2 separate regions of the Homo sapiens genome follow, and region 2 is linked to region 1. Evidence: chromatin loops called from intact Hi-C (ENCODE). Cell type or tissue: CD4-positive, alpha-beta T cell. All regions are shown on one strand.

Evidence for each region. Peaks named below come from ENCODE experiments on the same cell type or tissue, not always from the same donor. Only the 100,000 strongest peaks of a DNase experiment are listed, where the experiment ranks them.
Region 2: it touches region 1 in a loop (7-fold over the local background); 6 of 110 quality-filtered maps call a loop at or near these places.

What each region holds. Positions count from the first base shown.
Region 1 is chr1:218,281,163-218,289,162 of GRCh38, forward strand. It overlaps RRP15 (ribosomal RNA processing 15 homolog), which reads left to right and starts at 4,131. Exons shown (of 5, transcript NM_016052.4): 1 at 4,131-4,293. The coding sequence starts at 4,155. RefSeq lists enhancers at 3,509-3,578, 4,109-4,388. In CD4-positive, alpha-beta T cell, no CTCF peak of the experiment used is centred here; a DNase peak (open chromatin) is centred at 4,079; H3K4me3 peaks cover 1,948 bases; H3K27ac peaks cover 1,041 bases; H3K27me3 peaks cover 1,136 bases.
Region 2 is chr1:217,623,496-217,631,495 of GRCh38, forward strand. GPATCH2 (G-patch domain containing 2) reads right to left here and starts at 7,595. Exons shown (of 10, transcript NM_018040.5): 1 at 7,421-7,595. The coding sequence starts at 7,476. SPATA17 (spermatogenesis associated 17) reads left to right here and starts at 7,849. Exons shown (of 11, transcript NM_138796.4): 1 at 7,849-7,951. The coding sequence starts at 7,884. RefSeq lists enhancers at 7,534-7,603, 7,634-7,873. In CD4-positive, alpha-beta T cell, CTCF peaks have their summits at 7,518 and 7,722; DNase peaks (open chromatin) are centred at 7,596 and 7,846; H3K4me3 peaks cover 1,558 bases; H3K27ac peaks cover 934 bases.

The sequences.
Region 1 (8,000 bases):
ATAGGCAACAGAGTGTGATCTCATCTTTAAAAAACAAAAGCAAAACAAAAAAACTCGTTCAAAAATCCGCCTTCCTGAAATTTCCCTTTGAGGTGCTAGAAGAAGCTGTGGATGGCCAGGTGTCTCGCTAGAGGCATTCAGGAGTCAGATGCTGGAGAAGCCTTCTATGCTACAGGAGAACGTGAATATACTTCAGCACCCTGATGCTGGAGAAGTTTCCACAGGAGTCTGTAGAGAAAAGCACATCAGAACCAGGAAGATGGCCCCTTTTTCTTATAATGTCACTCTAATGCCCTCTACTGACAAATCTGAACATCTGGCCTTCAGGCAAATAAAAATATTTAAGAGCCCAGCTCAATTTTCACAGAGCAGCCAAAAAGGATGAATTTAGAGCCGAGAGGCAATAAGCTGATAACTAGCATAGGTTTGTTTGTAAAACTCTTACACAAGCATTTAGGTGACTTCAGTTATTTCCACCATACAGTGGGCATTCCGTTTCAATATTGTCAGCTATTTTGGTTCATTGTAACAGCAGAAACTATTTTTTTAATTCATGAATTCCAGTGCTTGTTAGAAATTTCTGTTGCCTAAATCAAAACCACAATGAGATACCATCTCATGCAAGTCAGAATAGTGATTATTAAAAAGTCAAGAAACAATAGACGCTGGAGAGGCTGTGGAGAAATAAGAATGCTTTTACACTGTTGGTGGGAATGTAAATTAGTTCAACCATTGTGGAAGAAACTGTGGCAATTCCTCAAGGATCTAGAACCAGAAATATCATTTGACCCAGCAATCCAATTACTGGGTATATACCCAAAAAATATAAATCATTCTACTATAAAGACACAGGCACACATATGTTTATTGCAGCACTATTTACAATAGCGAAGACATGGAACCCATCTAAATGCCCATTAATGATAGACTGGATAAAGAAAATGCGGGTACATAGACATTAGGAAATACTATGCAGCCATAAAAAGGAATGGGATCATGTCTTTCACAGGGACATAGATGAAGCTAGAAGCCATCATCCTCAGCAAACTAACGCAGGAACAGAAAACCACATACCACACGTTCTCACTCATAAGTGGGAGCTGAACAATGAGAACGCATGGACACAGGAAGGGGAACAACACACACCAGGGCCAATCGGGGATTGGGGTGTGACAGGAGGGAGAGCGTTAGGACAAATAGCTAATGCATGCAGGGCTTAAAACCTAGATGACGGGTTGAAAGGTGCAGCAAACCACCACGGCACATGTACACCTACGTAAGAAACCTACACGTTCTGCACTTGTATCCCAGAATGTAAAGTAAAATTTAAAAAAAGAAAAAACAGGAAGAAAAAAGGAAATTTTTGTTGCCTATTCTGACTGTATGCTAAGTGATAAAGCACAACCCTCTGAGTGGGCAGTGCAACTCCGTGGTTGAGCAGACTCTGCAGTGGAGTGCTTGGGTCTGAATGTGATTCTGCCATGTACTGGTTGTGTGACGGTCAGCAGTTATTTACCCTGTGCCTCTGTTTCCTCATCTATAAAATGGAAAAAATAATAGTACTTAACTCATTAGCTTATTGTGAAGATTAAATAAGCTAACATAGGTATCTCCAACTTAACAGCAGTAATCAATTTCTGAAAATCAGACTTCTGGATAAAAACCTGGATCCTATTTTATATTATTTTAAAGGAAGAAAAATGTGAATGTGTAACAAATCAGCCATTCCTACCCTCCAGGCAATTTCTTAAATTGCAACTAAACACAAAAAAAATTTCTATATATACGTAAACTCACATTAACATGTTAAATGCACAAAACATCACTTCTTGATCACTAAATAACACTAACATTAATGCAGGAACTTTGTGTTTAATATGCAGGAACATGTTTTCCATTGAACCACTGCAATCATTTTTTTTTAACTTTGCTTCCTTCTCTACAACTTTCTCCAGTGCATTCCCAACTTTATTTGGAACTCCTTGTTCCAATTTACATTTAGCCCTAGGCAAAAGCAAGCATTAGCTATGAAAGACAGCAAAAAAATAGGTTCCAGATCAGGACACAGTGGTAATGAAAGGATCACACTGAGCAGGATGGTGAGAGCTGCTGGGCATCAGCAGCATCCTAAAGGGCACCTCTAAAGTGCACCCCTTTTTATTTTGTCAAGAGTAAGGGTCTCACTTTGTCACCCAGGCTGGAATGCAGTAGTGCAGTCATGGCTCACTGCAGCCTCGAACTCCTGGACTCAAGTGATCCTCCCATCTCAGCCTTGGAGAAGCCAGGATTACAGGCTGGAGCCACCATACCTGCCATCTTGGCTCACTGCAATCTTTGCCCCTCCCCGCCCCTCTGGGTTCAAGCAATTCTCACCTCAGCCTCCTGAGTAGCTGAGTAGCTGGGACTACAGGTGCTCACCACCATGGCTGGCGAATTTTTGTATTTTTAGTGGAGACGGGGTTTCACCATGTCGTCCAGCCTAGTCTCTTAACTCCTGGCCTCAAGAGATCCTCCCGCCTCCGCCTCCCAAGGTGCTGGAAATACAGGCATGAGTCACCACGCCTGGTCAATACCTGCACTTTTTAAAGGTTTAAACTGGAATCTCATCTCTTACCAACTGTATTCAAAATGTCATTTTTTTTCTGCACAATTTTTTGTTGTTGGTGGTGGTGGTGGTAGATTTTGTTTGTTTGTTTTTGAGACAGAGTCTCGCTCTGTCGCCGAGGCTGGAGTGCAGAGTCGCGATCTCCGCTCACTGCAACCTCCGCCTCCAAGGTTCAAGCGATTCTCCTGCTTCAGCCTCCCGAGTAACTGGGACTACAGGCACTCGTCACTGCGTTTGGCTAATTTGTGTATTTTTAGTAGAGATGGGGTTTCACCATGTTGGCCAGGCTGTTCTCAAACTCCTGGACTCAAGCGATCCACTTATCTCAGCCTCCCAAAGTGCTGGGATTACAGGTGTGAGCCACCGCACCCGGCTAGACCCTCTCTCTCTTAAAAGACAAAAAAATTAAAAACCAAGTTTAAAAATGTTGTATTGAGTTTTTAGGATGTGAATATATATTTATTTCCTACATAAACATCTACTGGAATATGTCAAAATGAGGATTCTTGTTTTTGTTTTTGACTTATGGGTATCACAATCTATGAACCTCCTTAAGAGGGGAAAGGGAAAACGCTAAGTTTGGGGAAAGCCTTTAGAACAAGTCTAGCCAGTAAAGGTTTGCTGCATTATCCATCTGAGTCATTAACTTTGTCAATAGTTATATTCTGTCACTCATTCATTGATTCATTCATCCCTTCCAAAAATATTTTTGGAAAATTCACTTCAGGCCAACTTCTGTTGCTAACCTTGAGGGGACATGGTAAATGAAATACGTTCCCCTCCTGCGAGAAGCCAACATTTTAGGGGGGAAAATGAAGGCCGACTGTGGTAGGTGCTTCGATGGAACTAGGAGCTGGTGACAGAGGCTAACTTCAGAGAAAAGCTAGCCCCGGGTGGGAGGCAGGATCCTCGCGCGGATAGCAAGGTATTCGCACCCTCGGTCTGCACTGCGCAGTCGGGCGCCAGAAACCCTCCAGGCCCCAGCCGGGTCCGAGGGAGAAGGGTGCGGTTGGATTCAACACCCGCCCCAGGGAAAGAAGGTGAGTCTATTCGGTTTGCAAGAAAGGTCTCGCGTGTTATCTTGGGCGGGGGGATGATACGATCGTATTCTAATTATCGGCCCCCAGTGGATCTGTCCCGCGTCCTAGCTGCTGCGGCGTTCAGTGGGCACGTAAGAGACACCTGAGGAGGACACTAAACCAACATTAAGGCAGCAGACAAGGGAAGCCGCCGAGGCTAGGAAATCAAAGTGGACCGCGCTGGGCTGGGGACGGGCTGGGGACGCACTGGGGCGGAGGACCAGGGCACAGGCGAGCTAGCGGAGGAGTCGGCTGAGGCCATTCAGCCGCTGATTTTCGTCCTGGAACGGACTTCGCGTAAACACACCGAGCCATTCAGAGCTCTCTCCAAGTCACATTCTGAGGCTCCGGCCCCGGAACTCTGGGCTAGACGACCCCGCCCCGGAACCTTGTGTTACCGGCACTAAATGCAGAAGTTCCTCTGGTTGCCACCGGACGCAACTGTCAGGTGACGCTTCCGGCGCAGAAAAATGGCAGCCGCCGCTCCGGACTCACGTGTGAGTGAGGAAGAAAACCTGAAAAAGACCCCAAAGAAGAAGATGAAAATGGTAACTGGAGCCGTAGCGTCGGTGCTGGAAGACGAGGCCACAGACACTTCTGATAGTGAAGGTAATGTGGTAGGGCTGAGCTTTGGTGTCTGGGAGGAAAGGCGGGGCTGAGTTCGTGTCAAGCAGCGCTTGCGACTTCATTTGCTGCTAGCCACCTGGGTTTTATCTTGGCACCACTTCAGAGGGGCGACTTTGGCTTAGTGAGGAGGCTTGGGGAAGTCGTGTTCAGAGAAGTAACGCTGTCAACTGTAATTTTGAGTTTCCACATTCTTTTACTAGGTATTTTCAGGGTCACCATTATTAATTATAATAAAATGGGTGAAACACCTGCAGCTACCGAGAAACTTACAGTAGCAAAGGGTGAAAGGAAGAGGGTACTTGAAAACAGGAGAAGAATGGGTCTCATAGGGTGTAAGAAGCAAAAGGTTAAAAGAGGTAAGAGGAAGAAGGGGGTGTACTTGACTTTTTGTGCGGTAGATGTGTGCGTGTTTTAGAGACTAAATAATAGTGAATGAAAGAAGAGTTTGGTGGTTAAGGTCGATTAAAAACTGGTAGTGTTTGATAACTATGTCTCTCAGAGACGCTTGATAATAAAAGGAAGGAAGGATGTGTTTTTGAGGCTTTCAACCATGCTGTGTCTGTTGCTCCTCTTTACCATCATTCTTGGCACCAGCTTATTAGGTTACAAGGAATTGCAGGTAATCCCTGACTTCCTACTGCCCAGTTATTGCTCCTTTGTACCAGCTGATACCCAAAAAACAGACAGAGCTATTCTTTTATAACGTATTTCTAATTATGCCCGCTGTCTGTTTGAGATGATCCAGTGGCTTCTCATCTCAGTATATAATATCCAAAATCCTTAGGCTGTATGATTTGGGCCAGGTTGTCTGTCATAGGCCAATATGCCCCTCACAAACCACTAACTGTAATCATGCCATACCGGTATGCTTGTGTTTAACACCTTAAACATGCTCCCACACCATGGTTTCTTCATTTGTTGGCTCCGCTGCCTAGAATAGTTTTCAAATGCTTGGCATGTCTCTCCCTCACCAGCCTCTGATCCAGTGCCTTACCAGAGAGACTTGTCCCTGACTACCCTATGTAACGTACCACCACTACTCTTCTTCCTGCCTTCTTTTCTTCACTTTTTGACTTATTGCCCTGCTTTATTTTTTCTCAACCCTGCCCAAACCATTTGATGTATGTATTTGCTGCTTTCCCAATTGGAATATAAGTTCCATAAAAATAGAGCCTACTGTATCCCCAGTTCCTATTGCCTTGTGGGTCCTTCACAGATATTTAAGTAAATGAATGAATTAACCTGGACTTCCAGGACCAAGAAGAAAGTGTCATATGCTACTGCAATTCCTAGGTAATTAGAGTCTTCATCTCCTGCCACATTGTTAAGGAAAACAAACTATTTGTTGGGCCAAAATTAGAACTTCTGGTTCTGATATTTTTTAAATTCATTAGACTAGTTCAAACACTATTGTTCAAGAAGGGAAGAGTACTATATTTGCTATATTTGGAGCAAAATGTCAGTACTGCTTACAAATTGGATTTTTCTTTTTCTTTTTGAGACAGGGTCTTGCTTTGCCACCCAGGCTAGAGTGCAGTGGCACAAACAGGGCTCACTGCAACCTTGACCTCCTCCCCCACCGCCCCCCAAAGCGATCCTCTTGCTTCAGCTTCCCCAGGTAGCTAGGACTACAGGCGCATACCACTGTACCTGGCTAATTTTTTTTTTCTTTTTTTTTTTTTTTTTTGGTAGAGATGGGATTTTGCCATGTTGCCCAGGCATGTCTCGAACTCCTAGGTTCAAGTGATCCACCCGTCTCGGCCTCCCAAAGTGCTGAGATTACAGGTGTGAGCCAGCACACCTGGCCAAATTGGATTTTTCTATTCAAATACTGGATAATTCCAAGTTGGAACTGTTCTGACTTTTCAGCGTATTATTATAAATGCTGATTAGGTTTTAAGGTTCTCTTGCTGTTATAGATCAGCCACATTACGGGTTAAAAAGGTTTTTGGCCAATATGGAAACCTAATTTATCTAATTCAATTCAATGAACACTTGTTGTGTTCCCTTAGGTTCCAGTCACCCTCTAGGTGTTGAGGATACAAAGGATGAATATATTTCTGCATTAAAATTTCAGTTTTAGGAAAGATATTAAACACAGGACTGTAATATAGTGTATTAGTATAATTAAAAGGTAGTTTTCAAGATCATGGTTCAATTTTGGAAAGGTAAGGATGGAGACAGAGAAATTCATATCCTCTGGAACCCAGCCTAGGCGTTGCTTACTTATATCTTACGTGTATTATTGATAATATACTATGTTATTATATTTTAACATATCTCTCTCCTTATAGAGATAAGTTCCCCAAATGTCAAAAGTATGTCTTGTTTATTTTCACAGGGTCTTCTTTGCATACTTTAGTATTCAGTAAATTGTTTTGTTGAATAAATGTATAAGGTGGCATTCTATCTAGGCTTTAGAAGGATGAATAGTTTTCCTGACCTGGGAGTATAGAGGGCAGTTTTCTCAGACATAAAAGCATATACAGTGGCATGCGGTCTCTTAAAATTCATGGCCTATTTCAGACAAAGTAATCTTCTGTTATGGCTCCAGCTGTTCAGAGAAGTGACTAGAAGTAAAACTGGAAACAATGGTTAAAAGTAGATTATAAAGGGCCTTGTGTATTTGTAGGCAGCAGGGAGCTATTGAGAACTTTTAAGCAAGATGGTGACAGTTGTTTATAAATATTACTGCCAGATGTACGGTGACTGCCAAAGAGTGCCAGGACAGTTTGTAGGCAATTGCAAAATTCTATGTTAGGATCTGCACTAGGACACAGCAGTGAAGACAGAGAAGGGCCCCACTTGAAATATTTTTCAAAAAGAAAGTATTCAATTTTGCAAACAGGCAACTTTCATGTGAGCTTATAGCACCATAGGTTTTGGGCATACTACACTGTTAGAGGAATTGGATAATAACAATAGTTATACTTTTGGAACTTTCCTATGTGCCTGGTTCTGTTCTGAGTTCCTTCTATATATCAGCTCAGAGAATTCTGACAACTCTATGAGATAGATGCTGCTATTATCCTCCTGTTACATTTAAAAAACTGAGGCACAGAGGCTTATAACTTGCCCACTTCTGTACATAAGCAGATAAGCAAGTTGATAAATGATACAACAATTATTGAAGTTTGATTGTAGAGCTTATGCTCTTGACCACTACCTTAATATGTTTGAGGAATCAGGAGGACATAGATAATTTTAAAAAGTATCTGGAAAGTGAAAGCGTTGGGCCTTTGAATCTAAGGAAAGAAAGGATTGGGGACAAGGAGACTTTGGTATGGAGACAAACTTTTCTCCCTCCCACTCAAGAAGATTTCATCACCAAGGGACATTTTTGTGTTCAGATTTCTATAGCACTTCCAATGTTTATAACCAGAGTATTCTTTCCTTCCTTCCTTTCTCCTAAAATCCATATGTTATTTCTGGAAGCAAATTCCCCTGTTCACTCAATTGTATAAGAGGCACCTGTGATGGTACTACCTTTCAGAGTGACTTTGTGCTAGTTATTATTATCTACCCCAATTTCCTCATCTACAAAATGAGGATAATAATAATGTCTACTTTAGGATTGTTGTAACAATTAAATGAGTTTATATATGGTAAGCATTTAATATTTGGCACATGGTACCCACTCATAAATATTAGTGATGACGATGATGTCTCTTCTGACCTAAAAAAACTGC
Region 2 (8,000 bases), 660 kb before region 1:
AAATTTCATTCTTAGTAATATTAGCAGTTATATATGCAAAATTTCCCTAGAATCTCATGAAAACTGTGTCAGCCTTATTTGACTTTATGTTGCTTCTCTCAAGAGAAAATAAAACTTATTTTTAGGCTGGGGGCGGTGGCTCACGCCTGTAATCCCAGCACTTTGGGAGGCTAAGGCGGGCAGATCACCTGAGGTCAGGAATTTGAGACCAGCTTGGCCAACATGGTGAAACCCCATCCCTACTAAGAATACAAAAATTAGGCTGGCGTGCTGGTGGGTGCCTGTAATCCTAGCGACTCGGGAGGCTGAGGCAGAAGAATCACTTGAACCCAGGAGGCGGAGGTTGCAGTGAGCTGAGATCGCAACATTGCACTCCAGCCTGGGCGAAAAGAGCAAAACTCCATCTCAAAAAACAAAAGAAAAAACAAACAAACAAAAACCATATTTTAAAAAACACTGTAATTAGCAGAATCCAATTTATTCCATGATGTCACTCAAATATGAATCAACTACATATTACTTTTAAAAGCTTTTTTGAAAAAATCCTATAAAAACCCAGAAAAAATACAGACTTAACAAGTCCTACTCAGAGTTCAAATTATCTTTTTCCCCTTCAGTTTCAAATAACTACACTCTCCTCCAAGTCAATACCAACCAAAACCCATGCTAATGAGCCAGTAATATTATAGTCAATTAACGTCAAGCTGCTTCACTAACATCCCTCAGTTAAAACTGGCATCGGCAGGGCACAGTGTCTCACGCCTGTAATCCCAGCACTTTGGGAGGCTGAGGCGGCAGGATCACTTGAGACCAGGAGTTCAAGACCAGCTTGGCCAACAAGCTGAAACCCCGTCTCTACTAAATATACAAAAATTAGCCATGCACAGTGGCAGATGCCTGTAATCTCAGCTACTCAGGAGGCTGAGGCAGGAGAATCACTTGAACCAGGAGGCGGAGGCTGTAGTGAGCCAAGATCATGCCACTGTACTCCAGCCCGGGAGGCAGAGAGACTCTTGTCTCCTACTGGCCCATCAAAAACAAAGTGATCCTAAGAGACCATCACATGACCAACAGCTCTTTTATTTCCTTTGCCTTGGCAGTTTACACTGATGCATCAGAAGACCAATGTATTAAAACACTTTATCCTAGAGATAGTTTCTTAAATAAGAATTTCCTATTAAAGGGGAAACCTGGAAATATAGCACTTTTCTATACAAATCTGTACTTACTGAACAACCAGTTTTAAAGTTTGAATTATACTAAATTCAGTGAATGTACCACTTAACTAATTTGAGATTTTTATATTCATAATTGTAAGAGCCATTTTTCTTCATTTGGAACTCATTTGGAAATGAAATCTTCTGGGAACAGTTAATATTGGGTAATATCTAAGATAACAATAGTTCATCAATAGTTTTATTAAAATAGTCCGAATGAACAGAATACCCCAAAACAAAATTATGGCCCCAACATCTACATAAAGTTGGATTTTATGAAAGGAAATGATTTGGGCAGATGAGTACTTTGTTTTTTCGGGTGGTATTGGATTATGCTGAGCAATATAAAATGTATGATCAATCCAAGATTTGATATGCAAGCTTTATTTAAAAATGTTAGGCCAAAGGTCAAGTTTGTTTGTTTCGCTTCCTCTACCAAATACCCAGTAAATGAGTGAACTATTATCCTTGGGTTCCTGATCTATTCTAATAAATTCAGGCTCTAATAAATTCAGAAAAAGGCCTTCCTAAAAGTGGAATCCGTTTAAGAATAAGACCAATCAATGTAGAAAACAGAGTTTAGTGTTTTTCTTTCAAATATTTCTGGTTCAAGGAAGAAGAATCAGGAAGATGCTTTAGTCCTAACTTATTGCTTAATCTACCCTAAGAACTGGGAGTTGATTGATGGCCCATGAGCTCTTAAATGTCAGTTAGCAATATATTAATATAAGTGGGAATAGCAAGAGTGAAGAAAGCCCCAAAAACAGATTCCCCGAGAAATAAACAGTCAACTATTTTTACAATGACTATTGCTTTTTGAAGCCTCTGTTACCAATAATTGCTATTCCTAATAGTGAAAAATAAAGTATATATAGAAAAGTTAGTCAGGGAATAATTTCCTTGCCTAGATGCTGATAAAAACTGTGTAACAAGAGGATATGCATGTGTGTCTACTAAATAAACCCAAGTTCATATTAAAAACAAAAACTGGCCGGAAGCAGTGATCATGCCTGTAATCCCAGCATTCTGGGAGGTCGAAGTGGGTGGATCACCTGAGGTCAGGCATTCAAGACCAGCCTGGCCAACATGGCGAAACTCCATCTCTACTAAAAAATACAAAAATTAGCTGGCCGTGGTGGTGCACACCTGTAATCCCAGCTACCCGGGAGGCTGAGGCAGGAGAATTGCTCCAACCCAGGAGGCAGAGGTTGCAGTGAGTCAAGATCACGCCACTGCACTCCAGTTTGGATGACAGAGAGACTCTGTCTCAAAAAAAAACCTTCCGGATAGAACTCAAGGATAACTGATTATAGCTATTAGGTATCTAATTAAGGAAGAGGAAAGTAAATATTGTTTATCACCTAGTACTGGGTAAAACTCTCATCTTTACTTCTCTAAAACATGGATTATCAGTTCTTCAAAGTTAAGTAATTTTGGGAATGCAGTGCTAAAAGTAAGTTACCTGGTGTTAAGTACATCTGCTTAATTGGCTTACAAAAATGTAAGGGAATAAATAATCATTAATGTATTAGTTTCTGTATAAATAAAAATTCAGTGTGTACAAAAACACTGTACTAACACACAGTACATAGTCAAGGACTATGCTGCTGAATGTTATAAACTACTCACAAACTTAACACAAAGATAGTCTTGTACTTATACGCCTCCATTATCATATTAGCTTTTATTTAAGATAGAAAATGTTGGTTGGTCCTAAAAGTATGCAGCAAACAGCTGAACCAAGCAGATTAAAAGTAATGCATAATAGTGTAGACTATGAAAATGAGTGACTAAACATGCAAATGGTGAGCCTTCAAGATGCCACATCAAGGCTAAATGACTAATGACTTTATGACTAATTTAACACCATACGATCCCTAAGAATTATCTTAAGATTTCTGCTGCTTATGGGAATTTATATATTTCCCTCCTCAATGGGAATATTATTCATCAAATAAGTCCTTATCTCAACCTAGGAATCTATTAAGAGACTATGTCTTCAATTTTCTCCTTTTATATATATGTGAGGGAGTGGGCAGGCATTATCTTAGGAAAATTATCAATAACCCTAACACTAAATGTCGACACTTATGCTAGTTTAGAAAATCCTTGACTCACCTATTTAAATTATTAATCAAAAGTAAATTTTTTCTCTCTTTTTGAAAAAGGTAGGGTGGGATAGGGAAGAATTATCTTATTCTGAAACATGTAAATGATTAATTACAACTTTACATTAATATTAGGCAATAAATAGGAAACACCATTCTCTAGGGAAAAAAAAAAGGCTGGGAGAAAACTACAGAGAACATGAGCTTAGAAATCAAGGCTATGAATTTGGTAGCTAATTCCAGTTATATTCATTAGCTATAGGACATTGGACAAATTACCTATCTTCTGATTCTGTTTATTCATCATAAAAATCTGCATAATTTCTACCTTGAAAAGATTTTTCTGAGGATGAGTGGGTACTTAATGTTCAAGGTAAGTTATTTCATGTTTCAACGACCTCTACCCACAAATAAGAGAAACTGGTCACCAAAAGATCCCAAATAATTCTGCTTTTAAGATATAACCATACTGGGAATCTTGAGGGTATTATAGTTAAAGGCCTTCAATCTTTCTGAGGTCATGAAGCACTCTGAATGTCGGGAAAAGGAAGGCTAGCAGACATATATAAATTGCTGCATACAATTTCAGTAAGTTCATGGACTCCTTGAAGACTCTATGGAGCTAAAAAAAAATTTTAAATCCCAAATTAAAAAAAATTAATGCTATGTATCTGACCTATTTCCACCTTAAAAATATACATATGTAAAGTTAAAAAGATTAAATAATCCTTCCCCGTTAAAACTGGAAAGGAAGCAAAAGCTCCACTAACTTGTATTCAATCACGGGTGCTCCTGGCAGCTTCTACTTTGTCACCTTTGTTACCATAGGAACTTTCAGGAAGTTTTCTTTCCTCTTTACCATGGTTTGCTCAAAATCAAACCGTGAATGGCTTTAAGAAAAAAAAAGTCTAACCCTAGTTTCCAAATTAGTGATTTAATAAGGCAAGCTCATTTATTATTAAATCTGAAGACCATGCTTCTGATTTTTTTGCTACTTCATTTAATGACTTCATGAGTCATTCAAACTTTTCCTTACATTCTAATTGCTTTCAAAATGTAAACTATTAAAAAGCTGCCTATAGGAAATAAAGTCAGTTTAAAACAAAACAAAAAATTTAGAATCTAATAAGTAATTCATTATAGCTCTTGTCAATATGCATATATTCAAATGCATTAGGCAAACAGTAAGTAGGAAATGAGTCTTATTTAATGTTTATATTAACATACAGTAACTGTTCAATAAAAATTTACTGAACATATAACCTGAATTCCTATAACAGGAATGAGAATGAAGACAACTGAATATTAATTAGAAGCATACTGCTTGACACATAACAGATTTTAAAAAATAATCTGCCAGATGAGCAAACCAATGAATGACTAAATGACTGAACAAAAAACAAAAGAAAAACATAATGACTAAAACTTTTAGACAATCCATATTCCAAATTTTCTGCTACATTAACAAGCCAGACACTCTAGGCTTTTAGCTAAGTAAATGTGAAGTTAAGGAAAAATTATCAAAGACAACGTAAAGGCTTCCAGCTTGACATAAATATGGATGCTAAGAAGCTATAACAAATTTAATGAATTACTTGAACAAAATCATACTGTTTATTGCTTTGATTCTTAATTGTTGAAACAAAAACCTGACTCAAACCTGCCAGTATGCAACTAAGTTCAAGACTAACAAACTCCAAAAAACAAGCAATTCAAAAAAATGCACACCATTTACTATGCAGTTTTCTGGATTTCAATAAAATCAAAATACCTAATAGGAATGAAAATGCAGAAACAAAAGTCCAGAGTCAATATAGTTTATTTTAATGGCTTTTTTTTAAGCAAAGCCACATAATAAAGTTAAAAAAAAAAAAAAAAGAATACCATAGTTGAATACAGAAATTATCCACATTTACCCATTTGGTGCCTAAAAATTGAAACAGCAACGTCCACACTGGAGAAGTTGAAAAAGTCAAGATGGGAGCTAAATAAGTCAGAAAATCCAGACTGGTTAACAAATTTGGGCATCTAACTGCTAGGTTACATATTCCTTGAGATATTATATCTCATTCAGACACATAGGCAACATATAAAAGTGGTTAAGAATTTTGGGGGGGTATACTGGAATCATCCTGCAAATATGATACTTAGGCCAGTTACTTAAACCATCTTTGCTTCTGTGTCACCTTATCTAAAATGCAAAGAATGATACACCTACCTCAAAAGATTTACATGAGATGACACATATTTGTAAAACCTGGCACCTAATTAACTGCTTAGTAGCAGTATTCCCAGTGGGACTGGAATTTATTACTGGGATCAAACATACTTATATAGTAAATATCTGTTCAATTAATGAAGAAGAAAATTCCATTAAGAAATCTGGAATTTTTACATTCCAGATAGTCATACAGATAGTCATACAGATAGACTAGAAAATAAAGATCCAGTTTTCTGGAACATATTCATTCTGACAGAACAGGAATGACTTTAGAATTTCATTCAAAAATACTAAGTGCTACCACTTTGTTATACTCTGGTGCCATAAGAAATGGTGAGTTGTATGACAAGCGAGCCTTTAAAGAGAATTGAAGGAGGTTTCTCTCAGTACCTAACCATGATTTTAAAGGTAAAAGAAGTTGAGAGAATCAATCACATTCTGATGTAGTCACCTACCCTACAAATCAATAGCACCCTAGGAAGAGCAGACCAATCTACATAGGACATTTTGTCTCCCTGACTTAACCAAGATAATGAACAGTGAAACATTAAGACAGGTATCCTTGAGAGGGAACTGTGGGGTGATGGACAAATCCATTATCTTGTTTTGTGTGGTGTTTACATAAGTATATGCAATTGCCAAAACTAATAAAATTAAGCCTGTAAAAATTGTGCATTTCATTCTATGCTAGTTATACCATTAAAAACTGGTTCATTTAAAAAATGCTCCCTACTTTTCTCACTGGAAAATGTAATAATTTACAAATAGTATAATCAAATCTATATTCACTATAAAATTAACTACAGGATGATCAGGTCCAACTAGAAATATTTTGGATAAGGTATTCTTTTAACTTTTCAGTGATAGGTGATGGAAAAGCAATTATCTGAGATCACAGACTACTAGAATTCCTCATGTTCTAATTTTTGCAGAATCTAGGAATGAACACGCACCATTTAGCCACATTTCTTTCACCTGTTGGTCAGAACTTTATGTTTGAGGATTTTCAATGGGAAATTGCTTGTTTGTGTCACTGGTTGTCTTATGTTATGTTTGGAGGAAAAGGGCTTGGGAGAAAAACAGGACAGATAATACAGAGTGTTCAACTAGAAATCCCCAAATCAGGATTCTAGCTCTAGGATTAAAATGTACAGGGCAACTTTGGACACGGTACTTGAATTTTCTGTGCTTGTGATATTCTGCTATCACAAGGCTGTCATAGGATAAAGTGTATTAATTTGTGGAAATACTTTGAAAAGTCAAAGCAATATATTATTCTAACATGATACCATAGACATAGTCAAGCCCCAAACTTAATCCTGACAGTTATAGGTTCTTGGAAAGCCCCCATACATATCTCACTTTAACTTGAATAGAATGTTCAAGAGGGTGGAAACAGGTAGGTTACCCTCTCTCTTTAAAAAAGGGGGTGAGAGGGTGATGTGTTTTCCACGATTGAACTTCCAGAACTCTAGATTTCTGGAATTTATCTTCCAAAAGACTTGGTATAATCTGGTAAATATTGAAAGAGGAGTGGGGAATAAGGCCCGGATTAAGATAAATTCTTCCTGTCCCTAGTGTTGTCAACAATCAATGAGGAGATGAATTGCTCCTGGAGTACAGGAAGCTTGACTTCTAAAATATTGTTAAACAAGCAATCAGAAAACATTTACTGTATTCTTTCACAAATCTTTGGCACACACCCAAGAGCTCCCTCAAACTGCGTGCATCCCAGGAATGAGTGAGAGCAAGGCCTAGATGTCTTCAGATCATCCATCACAGCTCCCTCCCGCCTCCATTCCAGGTCCAGCGGAGCGGCCTCGGGCAATCACACCCTTCCCTGACCTCCCCCTCCCCAGGGCCGCCAGCCTCACCAGCTGTTCCCGGCTGCTGGAGCTCCGATCGGTTGGCGCCCGGCGGCCCCGAACATTAACGACACCCGGGAGCCTGGCCTCGAAGCTCAGGCCCGTGAACAGACTCCAACTACAACAGCACCGGCGACTTCCAAAGAGCAGTTCAGCATTTTGAGATGAGCTTCCGGAAGCCGACAGGCGGCGGAAACCGGATGCCCGGAGCAACCATTAGTTCTCCGCGTTTACTGCTTTCCCCTTCCTATAATCCCCTCTTCCTACTCGCAGTAGAGACAGAGACAAATAAATTAAACTTTTGTGCTACACAGAAATTTCTTAATTCTCTTTTTAGTGCTCTTAAAGTCAAAGCAGCATGAGAGAAAAGAGGAGTGAACAAAAAGTCGAACCCCGGGAGTGAGCTATGGTTTAGCCCAGTTACCATGGAGACCGGTAGTAACACCAGTTGTAAACCCAAGGCCAAGAGACCATGGCCACGTTAGCCCGGCTGCAAGCTAGGTCGTCGACTGTAGGAAATCAGTACTACTTTAGGAACAGGTAAGTCAGGAAGAGAAGGATCGCGTAAAGGGCGGGCGTGACTTTATAC